Linked DNA regions of Homo sapiens: regions 1 and 2 are each linked to region 3. Evidence: chromatin contacts called from ENCODE Hi-C or POLR2A ChIA-PET data. All regions are on one chromosome and are shown on one strand. The core of a region is the stretch at or near the end of the contact, and the rest is flanking DNA. Distances in the headings are between cores, read along the strand shown. Region 1 overlaps PPARG (peroxisome proliferator activated receptor gamma). Region 2 overlaps PPARG (peroxisome proliferator activated receptor gamma). Region 3 overlaps SYN2 (synapsin II).

Region 1 (3,757 bases), core at 537-3,036, 250 kb before region 3:
AAGTGGGTCTGTATTTCTGCTTCATTTTCATTTTGAGCTTTCCTCTAAGGGCAGTGTCTAGACACAGTAGTGAATTGATTGTGCTTGAGATGACTCAGGAAGGCTTCTGAGCAATCGGTGGAATTAACCCATGGTCCAGAAATGATGGGTTGTTAAATGACCAAAATAATTAAGAACGTGTGTTTATTTTCATTACTTGCAGGAAAAAACATATTTCTGAAGCATATCAATCAGTCCATCACCTGGGTACTTTTTCTACCCAATGCTGAAAGTGAATATTTGAGAAACTATGTTTCTAACTGGAAGAATTCTGAAACTATGTTCTTCTACAACATGTAGACGATGTGTCACAATGAAAATGAAAGTTCCTTCTGAAGAGCTGTAACCCTACATAGCCTAGGATGCCATTTATACTTTCTCTAGCCCAGAGGCTCTGTATTTCTGCTCTCAGGCTACATTACTACATAACCATCAAACCAACTGCCCGAAATTGCTGAGCAATTGATCATAACATACAGACCTGATTCAGATATATAAATTACATTTTTATTTTTATCGTACCAAAACATACAGGTGAAAACTTTCAAATTCAGGCAACTGACATGCCAGGTGCCTACCTATCTGTGAAGACCAGAGCACTGTAAGACACGGAATAGCTGGTTGAAAAGTGAAAAATCCAGTGAGTTAGGTTGTTTGATTATACAGAATCATAGAATTTTCAAAGTGAAAGGACATGGTGATCACTGATTTCAGTGACTATCCAACAACATTAGCAAGAGCCCCTAGGGTTCCCTACCAGTTCCTTCAGAAGCCTCCTTCAAAGCTGTGAGTGCATGGCCAAAGGGGAAGCTACATTCATCAACCAGACTAATCAGAGACCAGGGAGCAGAAATAAGGTTAACACGGAATGGAGTACATTTGCTTTGGGGGACGTTCATGTTTTCTTGCGCATACTGAAAACAGCTGGGTGCTGATTTTGGTATAACACTCAGAGCCTCTTTTGATAAAAAGGCATTCTATATGAATGAAAACCCTGTTGGCTTCACATTGGTCAAAGCAATGGATTTTAAATAGTGACTCAACTTCCTAGAAAACTTTGTATTTAGAAATGTTTTCTTCATACAGCTAACAGGCAAAACTAATCAAAACCTTGTTGTTAGTCTGATGTTTATTTTCTGTGCAGCAAACAAACTCCCATAAAAACCTCTGAGGTTTTCTTAGTTATGTTTGCAATTTTTTAAGTGTTGAACTGCCTAAGTCTCTGATGTCATGACACTTAATTCATATATTTTCTTGCTTTTGCTAGAACTGAACAAACACTCCCTATCAAGATTGACCCTCTCTAGAAATAAAATAAATTGTCATATGAAGTCAAAATATGACCTATCAAGTTTATGATAGCTTTCTTTGACATTTATGGGAGGAGAAAATTATACCATCCATACTACATAGGTTGGGGTTTAAATAATATTTGCCTATAAACAATAAGCAATTGCAGATTGATTTTAAGTAAACGTATGCAATGCCTGTAAGCAACAGGAAATATATTTTACATCAATGTATGCACTGCCTGTAAGTAACAGGAATTATATTTTACATGAATGTGTGAAGTGATAATTTTTTAATAGGCAAAAATTAGTGTTAAAAGCGGAACTGGCATGCTTTCCTAGGCTGTCTCAGTGATAATGACCTCAAAGTCAATGATTTCTTCATGAAGATGAAATAAGTTTATTGCAACTTGATTGCATCACCTAAAATACAACCCTTGACTTGGAAGCTTGCCCTTATGTTTTATGAGGTCTGAAATAAAAAGGAAACTGATGGAACTGAACCAGCAAATTATTTTGCAATCCATGACTACAGTTGTATACAGCAGATGTAGTCAATTGTTGAGGAAAGTTGGACCAAATTTCCATCCTGTTCAGTACTGCTGATAGCTCTATTCAAAATACATTCTTGCCTTTAGAGGAACTGACCCATTAGTAATCATACAGATAGAATTTTGTGAACTATTTTTAAAGGGTAGGTTATTAATCAATGAGTGACTCTCAAATATCTTGATGGTTTCCACTGTGAAAACCAAGTATCTGCATGATAGAGCAAAAATTTAATTTTCTCAGATGCTTTAGAGTACATATAGATGAAGACTGCCTTCTTACTAGATCAGTTTTGAGAGAGATGAAAACAAAAGAAAGAAAAAATAGGATAGCTGATGAAATGAAACTTCAAATTTAATTTGATCATGTTGGCATTTTTTATTCCTTGAGTGCATTGAAAATAACTGATTAATACTAGACACATATAATACTATCAAGTTACACCTAAAATTTATTTTGTCAGCCAGGCAACCAATCAGAACCAAATAGTGACCAAGAATTATTTTTTCAAACACGTTTGTCTTCCAGGACCTTACTGAGTTAGTTCCACAGATCATGAAAACATGGGTCTTTTCTCAGGTCTTCTACATCATTTCCCTTAAGTTGACACCCAAAGTCATAAGCTTGACTTTAGACACAGGTTTCAAAAGTAGAAAGTTTTATTCTCTTATGTTTCTATGGCTTTGAAGTTTTGCAGAACTATAAAAATAATTTGTTTTACCCTTTCCACAACTCATGGACGTTCCTTGAAGTGAAGGAAACGAATACTCGTCTTTGCATAATAAACAGCAAAAAAAAAAAAAAAAAAAAAAAATTAAATGAATCTAAATTCTCATATGCCATTTAAAGTTTCAGACCCAGACATCTTCAGGATTTTCTTACATTTAAAGCAGAACGACACTACTGATACACAAAAGTAAATTTTAATTCTGTTTTTAATGCATGAGGCAATATAAAAATTAATCATGATGATCATTATATTTGTTCTAACACTAAAGTTTTTCCCATAATCCCCCAGATTTTTCAAGTCTCTTTTCTCCTCATGGCAGATGCCCAACCACAGAGAGAAAGGTTCTATAATAAAACTTTAAAAACACTGACCTAAAAGAGAAATGTTTTATCGCCATGCAATATTCTAAATTCTGGCATTTGGTGGAAAAACTGTACACATTTTTGGCAATGGCTTTAGTGTCCACTGGTCTGGCAGCTATAATGAGAATAATAAAGTATATGGTGATGACTGTTTACTTACCATTATGAGACATCCCCACTGCAAGGCATTTCTGAAACCGACAGTACTGACATTTATTTCTACTTTTTTTGTGGATCCGACAGTTAAGATCACATCTGTCATAGATAAGCTTCAATCTGATTGTTCTCCGGAAGAAACCCTGCAAAGGGATAAAAAAGAAGCAAATTTTAAGTCTTTATGACACATGGAAGCAGCAACCTACAGCGAAAGGTATACTGGCCTGGGAATCAGAAAAGGCAGGTTCTTGACACGATTCTGTCACTGGTGACTTTAGACAAGTCACTTAACCTCTCTGGAACTAAATGTTCTCTGCTATAAAATAAAGAACCAGAGGATCTCCAGGTCCCTTTTTTAGCTCTTAGACACTGACCACATCCAGCTGCGGCTTTCATTGGATCTTGGCTCTACATTTGGTTTTCGGCATGCTCTAAGAAGTGCTCTGGATTTAATGTAATGCAAATAAAACACCGTGTAATCAGTTAAGTCTCTCTGCAAATCATTCCAACAGCATGCCCCAGCCTTTGTAATTGTGCTAAGCAGCCTGGCAAAGTTATAATCATTTCATTCTAAAACATGATCAGGGCCAATAAAAATCCACATGTGGATAATTTTTTTGGAATTCTCTATG
Region 2 (3,573 bases), core at 1,009-3,508, 210 kb before region 3:
GGAGAGACAACATGAGAGAAATGCTGGGCCAATGGGACACTCCTTTGAGAAGAACAAATAATCCTGTATCCTGGATGTAAATTTCACCACAACCATCACAACAAGCCGGATAGTCCCATAAAAGCAGACAAAGGAAGGTCAATGTTCAATGTATCTGTGCCCCTTTTGGAAAATTTTTTAAATTAAAAAAATTTTTGACCGGGGTCTTGCTATGTTGCCCAGGCTAGTCTCCAACTCCTGGGCTCAAGTGACCCCCCTGCCTCAGCCTCCAGAGCAGCTAGGATTTCAGTTGCTCGCCACCACACTCAGCTGTGTCTTTTTTTTTTTGAGACAGGGTCTCACTCTGTCCCTCAGGCTGGAGTGCAGTGGCACAATCTAGGCTCATTGCAACCTACCTCCACCTCCCAGATTCAAGAAATTCTCCTGCCTCAGTCTCTCGTGTATCATTTTTTTGAAAGGCAAATCCATTCTTCTTTAACCAAAAACTGTAATTTTGTTCAGATTTTCAAAAGTAATATATTTTATGGACATAATTATATTAAACAATTATATTATTTTGATTTAAAGGAAAATAATGCTGCTAGGTGCAATGGCTCACACCTGCAATCCCAGCACTTTGGGTGGCTAAGGCAAGAGGATCCCTTGAGCCCAGGAGTTGGAGACCAGCCTGGGCAACAGAGTGAGACCCTGCCTCTATAAAAAAATAAAATAATTGGCCAGGCATGGTGGCATGTACCTGTAGTGTCAGCTACTTGAGAGGCTGAGGCAGGAGGGATGCTTGAGCCCAGGAGACCGAGGCTGCAGTGAGCTGTAATCGCATCACTGCACTCTAGCCTGGGTGACAGAGTGAGACCCTGTCTTAAAAAAAAAGAAGCCAATAACTCCAGTAAATGTATCTTTGGTATCAAAAAAAAAAAGGTCTTCTTAACTCAGAAGCAGTAGAAAAGAACACTGACATTGGAGCCAGAAAGCCTAGGTTTTACGTTTTTGTCTTGGCTCAGCCACAAACCTACTGTGTCAACTCTTTGGGTCCACATTTCTCATCTCTAGAATCAGAAAAAGCCCTTTCCACAAAACAGAATAATCCTTAAGGTCTTTTTGAGTTTTAATGTTGAGATACTGAATAATATGACTGTAATTCATTTATTTAAAATTTAATGGAAATTCTCCATATTGCATACTTATTCATGTTCTGATCCTGAGTTACTATTTCCTTTTCATACTTGACTCATACCTAGGTGACAGTATAAAAGGCACTTTCATCTGAAAAAATAGTGTCTGATGATAAATTAAAAGTCTCAAAAGGAAAAAACCAACTGAAAACTTCCTTTTCTGCCCAGCTTCAAAAGTTAACTTCCCTCTAATACCTGAAAAAGAGACTAACCTGTTTAACCACTTTCTAGGGATCAACTAAACACTTTTGAAATTACTGTAACTTTGAACCAAAGACGTCCCACCTAAACTATGTTAACTTGTCGTTGCATGTAATATCTGAAATTCTCTAGTAAGCTGTTTTCTAGCATAGTAAAATACCATGAACTATATTATCAACTGACACATTTTCATGTTGTGGGAAACCTAAACCTCTAAAACATGTATCTTTTTCAGTTTTCAGATTTTATCAATGAATTTTTCAAGATCAGTTATATGGAGATTTATTGGGTAGCACATCCTGTCACTGGTGAAGCACAGTGGGAATTCACAAAGGTTCTACAGCAAGCGTAGAGCCGCGGAGCTGCACTCAGTTTCAGCTGGTGTCACTTACCAGTTCTGTGACTGTACTAAAGGAAATTTACGTACTGTTGAAATCACGGGCTCACGAAACTTAATAGGAGGGAGATTAGCATATTCCAACTCTTAATTTTTGATATAAGGAAAATGGGTTCCAGAGGAATGAAATGATTTGCCCAAAGCATGACCTAGATAAATTAGCAGCAGAGTTTGAGCTAGAAACCAGGTTTCTTGATTCCCAGTCCAAAGCTCCAAACGATGCTCTATCTCATTAAAATGATGCAGTAAGACGTTCAAATCAGTTCTTCAGGTCAATGATCCTTAATGCCAACAGTCATGGTGGAAGTCATCAGCATGAAAGCATTTTTCTATGATGAATCACTTAATGTGGAGGAATTACCTATGAAAATGTCATCATTCACCACAGGGTTTAGATATGGTGCTCTCTACAAAGTAAGTACTCAATTATGACTCGGTAATTAAAATTTGATAATATTTGAACATCAGTTCACGGAGTCATTTTGCTGACGAATGTTCTCTTGCCTCATTCACAGATTCTTCATGAGTCATCCCAGCATTCTGGGGTTCTTCTGGTATGATGTTTTTGTTTCTATTGACAAAGTTCCTTGCTCTTAAGAAAATGATAACATTACTATTTGAAAATTTCTACTTTGAGGTAACAATACTCTAAAAAAAAACACCTTGGATCTGTATAGTGTTTTTATTTCGTTTGAAACTCACAACAATGCTGGGAGGTTATTCAAAGCAAAAGAAGAAAATAATAACAACTATTGAATAGGGTTTCAATGTGGAACCAGATAATAGTTTTTGGCAGTAAAGCTTTGAGTAATTTGTCTTTATTCAAAATGAACAAAGAGTCAAACAGACCTGGGTTTGCATTCAAGCCTTGTCACATCTCTGTTTTCTTATCTTTTCGGAGTTGTGAGAATTAGAGATGATTTAAATAAATCAGCGTCTGGAACAGAGTAGGCTTTCAAAATTATATTATGAATTCTTATAATCAAATATTTAAATCTTACATGACACTTTAATAAAGCAATAAGAGCAGTCATCAAGCAACACTCTTATCGCTCTTATGTTAACAGGAGCTACATAAATACGCTTCAGGAAGAGACGGTATATAGAGTATGGAATCTTCAAAAGCAAGTACAAATTTTTAAAGTTCACTTAGCGGAAGTAGACATATTTTCTTCACACCAACAAATAGATATTTGACTGAAAATAAAATGTAACTGTGAAATCAGTACATAATAAACTTAATTTTGATGGCAATTAAACCACAGGCAACACAGAGTATATTTTATGTTTATTTTCCGGTAAGATTCATCAGTCCATTAATAGTAGATGGTTCAGTCTAAAAGTTTGTCTCTAACAATCTTTATTAGACACATTATAAATTCTTTCCCAATCTAGAACTTTACATTTGAACTTATAGAATATATCTTAAAGCAGCATTAGTAAAAGTAAGAAGACTTGAAAATATAAACTAGCTTTAAGTAAGATTCAGATTCCACATTTATTGAGTGCCTACGCTGTCAGGGGCTGTGCTAAGTCTTTTAAAATAAAAATTTGTCTAGACTTTATAAAAATTCTGTGAGATTGGCTGGGCGTGGTGGCTCACACCTGTAATCCCAGGACTTTGGGAAGCCGAGGTGGGTGGATCACCTGAGGTCAGGAGTTTGAGACCAGCCTGGCCAACATGGCGAAACCCTGTCTCTACCAAAAATACAAAAATGAGCTGGGTGTGATGGCACATGCTTGTATTCCCAGGTACTCAGGAGGCTGAGGCACGATAAGTACTTGAACTTGGGAGGCAGAGGT
Region 3 (3,677 bases), core at 575-3,074:
CTGCAAGAGGGTGCTAAGAACCAAACTGCTTGCTCATCTACAGACACTAGAGCCATAAAAAGGAATCAGAGAAATGAAAAGATGCAGACTCCAGGACCATGCCTCACAGACAGAAAGGTCCTGGGGAAAGGATAGGAGAGAGAGGAGATGCAGAGTCCAGAACCCAATGATGGACACAGTATTCCACTCAGCAGAACGAGATGGTTCACTCTGGCATGTCAAGAGGAAACTGTGATGACGGGGATGCAGCTCTGGGCTTCAGGCTGATTACCTGTTCCACCTTGATATCATAATCTCCAAGGACTTTTTTGCCCCGAAAGCACTTGGCCCTGGAGAAAAGAATAAACCCACACAAATTAGTTTTGTGCAAGTATTTAAAGTCAGACATTTACTATTACAAAGAAGAGGACCACAGCAGACAGATCTCCAGAATGAGGGTCAAGAGACCTGGGTTCTGATCCACATTCTGCTATGAGATCACCACAAGACAAACCATTTCCTCTCTTTTAACCTCAATTTACCCATCTATAAAATAATCCAAAACATCCCTTCATTATCAGGTTTTGTTATAACATCTCTGGTCTTTTGGCTATAAAACGCATCTAGAAATAGGAATTTCCCCAGTTTTATTCTTCATAAAGGCTAGATCAGCTTTATACATCTCTGCAGTTTCCTTATTTTCCTTGATCCTTCGTTTTACTATGGTTTTCTATTTGGTATCCACCCTTGGATTTTTAGTTTTTAAAGAAACTGTTATTATCACTTTACTTCTTCATACCCATACAAAGAGGACCTGAGGCAATTAGTAATTTAAAAATATAACCAACAAAATAAGGATTAAAGAACAATCAATGAATGAGAGGAAATTAATTAGACCAAAATAGAAGGTAGCGGGAAAAGACTGAGGGAAGCCATTGCATTTGAACACAAAACTTAGCCCACATTTCTGAGCAGTCAAGAAAATGGGTCAAGGTGAGTTACACAGTACATAGTATCTTCCCAGTTTGTCACAGATCTAGAGGAACCTCACATTAATGCATTAATTAATCCCCTGTAATAAGTAATTAATCCCTTATAAGCAGATATTTTTATGCTTATATTTATATTAATTCCTACTTTGCTTCTAACCTGCCCTCCCCACATTAGATTTCCTTATCTGTCCTTTTAGGCTGGTTCTCCATTTGTCAAAAGGGCCTTTCCATACTCTACCTGTTAGGTAAGTTGAGCTTGCTTTTCCAGTGCTTGAAATTTCCAACTGTAATATTTCATTGGAGATTTTTTGGGAGTTTGTCCCCAAAATGAAGGAATAAACCAATATTTATTGGGCATCATGTTCTAGGAATTACATGCAAGTTGTTTTCAAGAACATCTCATTTAGTCCTAACAACGTATAAGATACAGAGAAAGGGCTTCATTTCAGAGACAAGGAAACCAAGATTCAGAATTGAAAATGGTGTATTCAAGGCCCTATAGCAAGTTAGTGGCAGAGCCAGTATTCACATCTAAGTCTGTGGCACTCTGAGACCACTGCCCTTCACACTGCAGGCACTGTCTCCCCCTGGTGATCTATTCTCTCCATCTCTGCTCACACCACTACAAAAACGGACTTGCCCTGTGTGTGCCGCATTGCATTTATTCCCATTTTCCTTCTTCCACTCACAAGGGACTTAATGATGTGAGCATTAGTCCCACTACAAATACTTCCTACCCTGGTTCCTGTCAACTACCCGGGACGAGGCCAGGCTGTTTCCTTTTCTCTATGGGTTCTGGAACACCCCGTTCTAGGAAGTTGTCATTTGTCCTATCCAAGTCCCTGGCCACCCTCAAATTGCTCCTCTGAGGCACTCAGCCATCCTGGAGCTGGACCACTTAAGTCCACCCCCCACCTCTGCCCCAATTTCTTATTAAGCTTCACACCAGCTTGTTTCCAGGACCCTGATCAACATTCACAGCTCAGCGAGCCCCTCAGGCAGGGGCCCGGTAGTATATTCCCTTTCTTTGGCTACTATTCCATTTTATTTACAGGTTTAACTAATAGAGTCTAGTATGGCACTATCACTTCTCTGCAGACCTTGGACTCTGCAGGTTTTTGTCCATGACTATAAAAAGAAGGAACTGGAGTGAATGACCCATGAGATCCCTTTCTTTCATTGGTGAGGTATGTCTACCTTGTTATCAGCAATGCTTTTCTGATGCTTCCTCCTATTTTCCTGTCTCAAAATAGCTCTCCTTCTGTGAGGTAAATCTCAGAGACATTAACAATAACCTCGCATTTCGTATGATGCCTTGCATTTGCAAAGCATGTTCCTTGCCCTAGTTGTTCCTCACAACTCTGTGAAGGAGCCAAGAGAGATAATGTGGTCCATTTGGCTGATGGGGAAACTGAAGCCCAGGACAATTAAATAACATGCCCAAATCAGAAAGAAAAGTTCATGGGAGTTAAGGCTAGAACTAAGAGTTTACATCTAGGTGCTTACATGCTGCCAAGTTTCTTAATTCACTCATTTATTTTGTGGGTTTTGAACACTGATATTGAAATATATTTATAGACTCTGGCTGGGTTTATCTGCCACTTCCTGCACCTGCCCATTGACCAAGTTGGCTAATGAACTGTTTTCATGCCTTCCCTCCACCCCCACCTCTCTAGCTATCCTAATGCCTTTTCCTTAAGGTAATTTGTCCTGTTGGAAATCTTAGTGTGTGTTTCCTGGCCCAGGGTCACTGACCTGTCTTGGCTGAGCCACAACCTTATAGAAAAGGAGCCAAGATGGCCGGCAGATGGGGCACAGAGCCCTCTTCTGGAGAATGAGCACATTCTTGCAGCTCCAGGCTCTTGGACATTTTGATTCTAGGTATTTTCATGAAAAATTGTGTAACTTGCTAGCAAATGATAGAAGTCTTTCCTGATACTAAGAGAACACTAGTACAGGGCAGTGTGCTAGAATCCAGAGGATGGGCTCTGGAATCACAATCTGGGGTGTGAATTCTAGCTGTACCCTTTCCTGGTTGTATGACCTTAGGGAGGCTTAAATTTTTTAAAAATAGTATATCATGTGGTTAAACCAATCAATCAATCTATCTTTAAAATTATATAAAAGGATAAAACAAAAAGTAAAATGTTCTTTTTTCCCATTCCTCTCTTATCACATATACTTCCCATTATCAATTATAAGCATATACTTCCAGTGGAGGGGAAAAAATGTGTGGCTATACCTGCATACATATATGCTTCAAACACATACATATGGCATGCTACATAAATTTTTTTAAACTTTTGTTTTTTGCACTTAAAAATATATCTTAGTGATATGCTTTCAGCACATATTGATGGGCCTCTTCCTTTTTAATAGTTGCATGAAATTCCATTTGAAGGACATACAGTATTTTATTGGTAAACATGTATTGGCATTGGCATTATATATTGGTGAGCACATTAGATTTCTAGTTTCTTGCTTTTGGTATTACAAACAGTGCTACAATGGCTTACATTTAAAAATATATCCACAGGATGAATAATTTATGACAGAAGTGCTGGTACAAGGAACAGACACAGTTACGGTTTTTACTAATATTCCCAAACTGTCCCCCACCCAAGAAAAAGATGATACCACTCTTACCAGCATTTGAAAGTCTGGGAAAACTACTCTACTTCCCTTAGTTTTCCCACACAGTCCCTT

The links. Hi-C counts contacts between places; a loop is a spot of excess contacts on that map. ChIA-PET counts read pairs that join two places held with the same protein, here RNA polymerase II (POLR2A). Pooled maps may share reads with other maps.
Region 1: a loop to region 3 is called in a map with no recorded cell type, with 5 times the contacts of the local background. The contact joins two enhancer-like sites. A Hi-C loop is called at or near these places in 2 of 168 maps with a recorded cell type or tissue (PC-9 and endothelial cell of umbilical vein), 5 of 37 single-sample maps with no recorded cell type and 10 of 50 pooled maps. POLR2A ChIA-PET finds 5 or more read pairs at or near these places in 3 of 52 experiments (AG04450, CD8-positive, alpha-beta T cell and SK-N-SH).
Region 2: a pooled map shows a loop between it and region 3 (2.0-fold over the local background). The contact joins two enhancer-like sites. A Hi-C loop is called at or near these places in 5 of 168 maps with a recorded cell type or tissue (Caco-2, GM12878, MCF 10A and 2 more), 4 of 37 single-sample maps with no recorded cell type and 12 of 50 pooled maps. POLR2A ChIA-PET finds 5 or more read pairs at or near these places in 2 of 52 experiments (Panc1 and activated CD4-positive, alpha-beta T cell).

Annotation. Positions count from the first base shown.
Region 1 is chr3:12,392,125-12,395,881 of GRCh38, reverse strand. It overlaps PPARG (peroxisome proliferator activated receptor gamma), which reads right to left. Exons shown (of 8, transcript NM_138711.6): 5 at 3,130-3,268. Among named protein-coding and RNA genes, the nearest start is that of TSEN2, 90 kb to the left of the region's middle. RefSeq lists enhancers at 185-314, 365-414. Within about 2 kb of position 1,786, at least 2 of the 41 ENCODE cell types and tissues checked have a DNase peak (open chromatin) inside an H3K27ac peak, as active enhancers do.
Region 2 is chr3:12,343,941-12,347,513 of GRCh38, reverse strand. All of the region lies in intron 2 of PPARG (peroxisome proliferator activated receptor gamma), which reads right to left. Among named protein-coding and RNA genes, the nearest start is that of PPARG, 57 kb to the right of the region's middle. RefSeq lists an enhancer at 1,651-2,850. Within about 2 kb of position 2,258, at least 4 of the 41 ENCODE cell types and tissues checked have a DNase peak (open chromatin) inside an H3K27ac peak, as active enhancers do.
Region 3 is chr3:12,137,303-12,140,979 of GRCh38, reverse strand. SYN2 (synapsin II) reads right to left here. Exons shown (of 13, transcript NM_133625.6): 2 at 272-329. Among named protein-coding and RNA genes, the nearest start is that of TIMP4, 20 kb to the left of the region's middle. RefSeq lists an enhancer at 2,772-2,881. Within about 2 kb of position 1,824, at least 4 of the 41 ENCODE cell types and tissues checked have a DNase peak (open chromatin) inside an H3K27ac peak, as active enhancers do.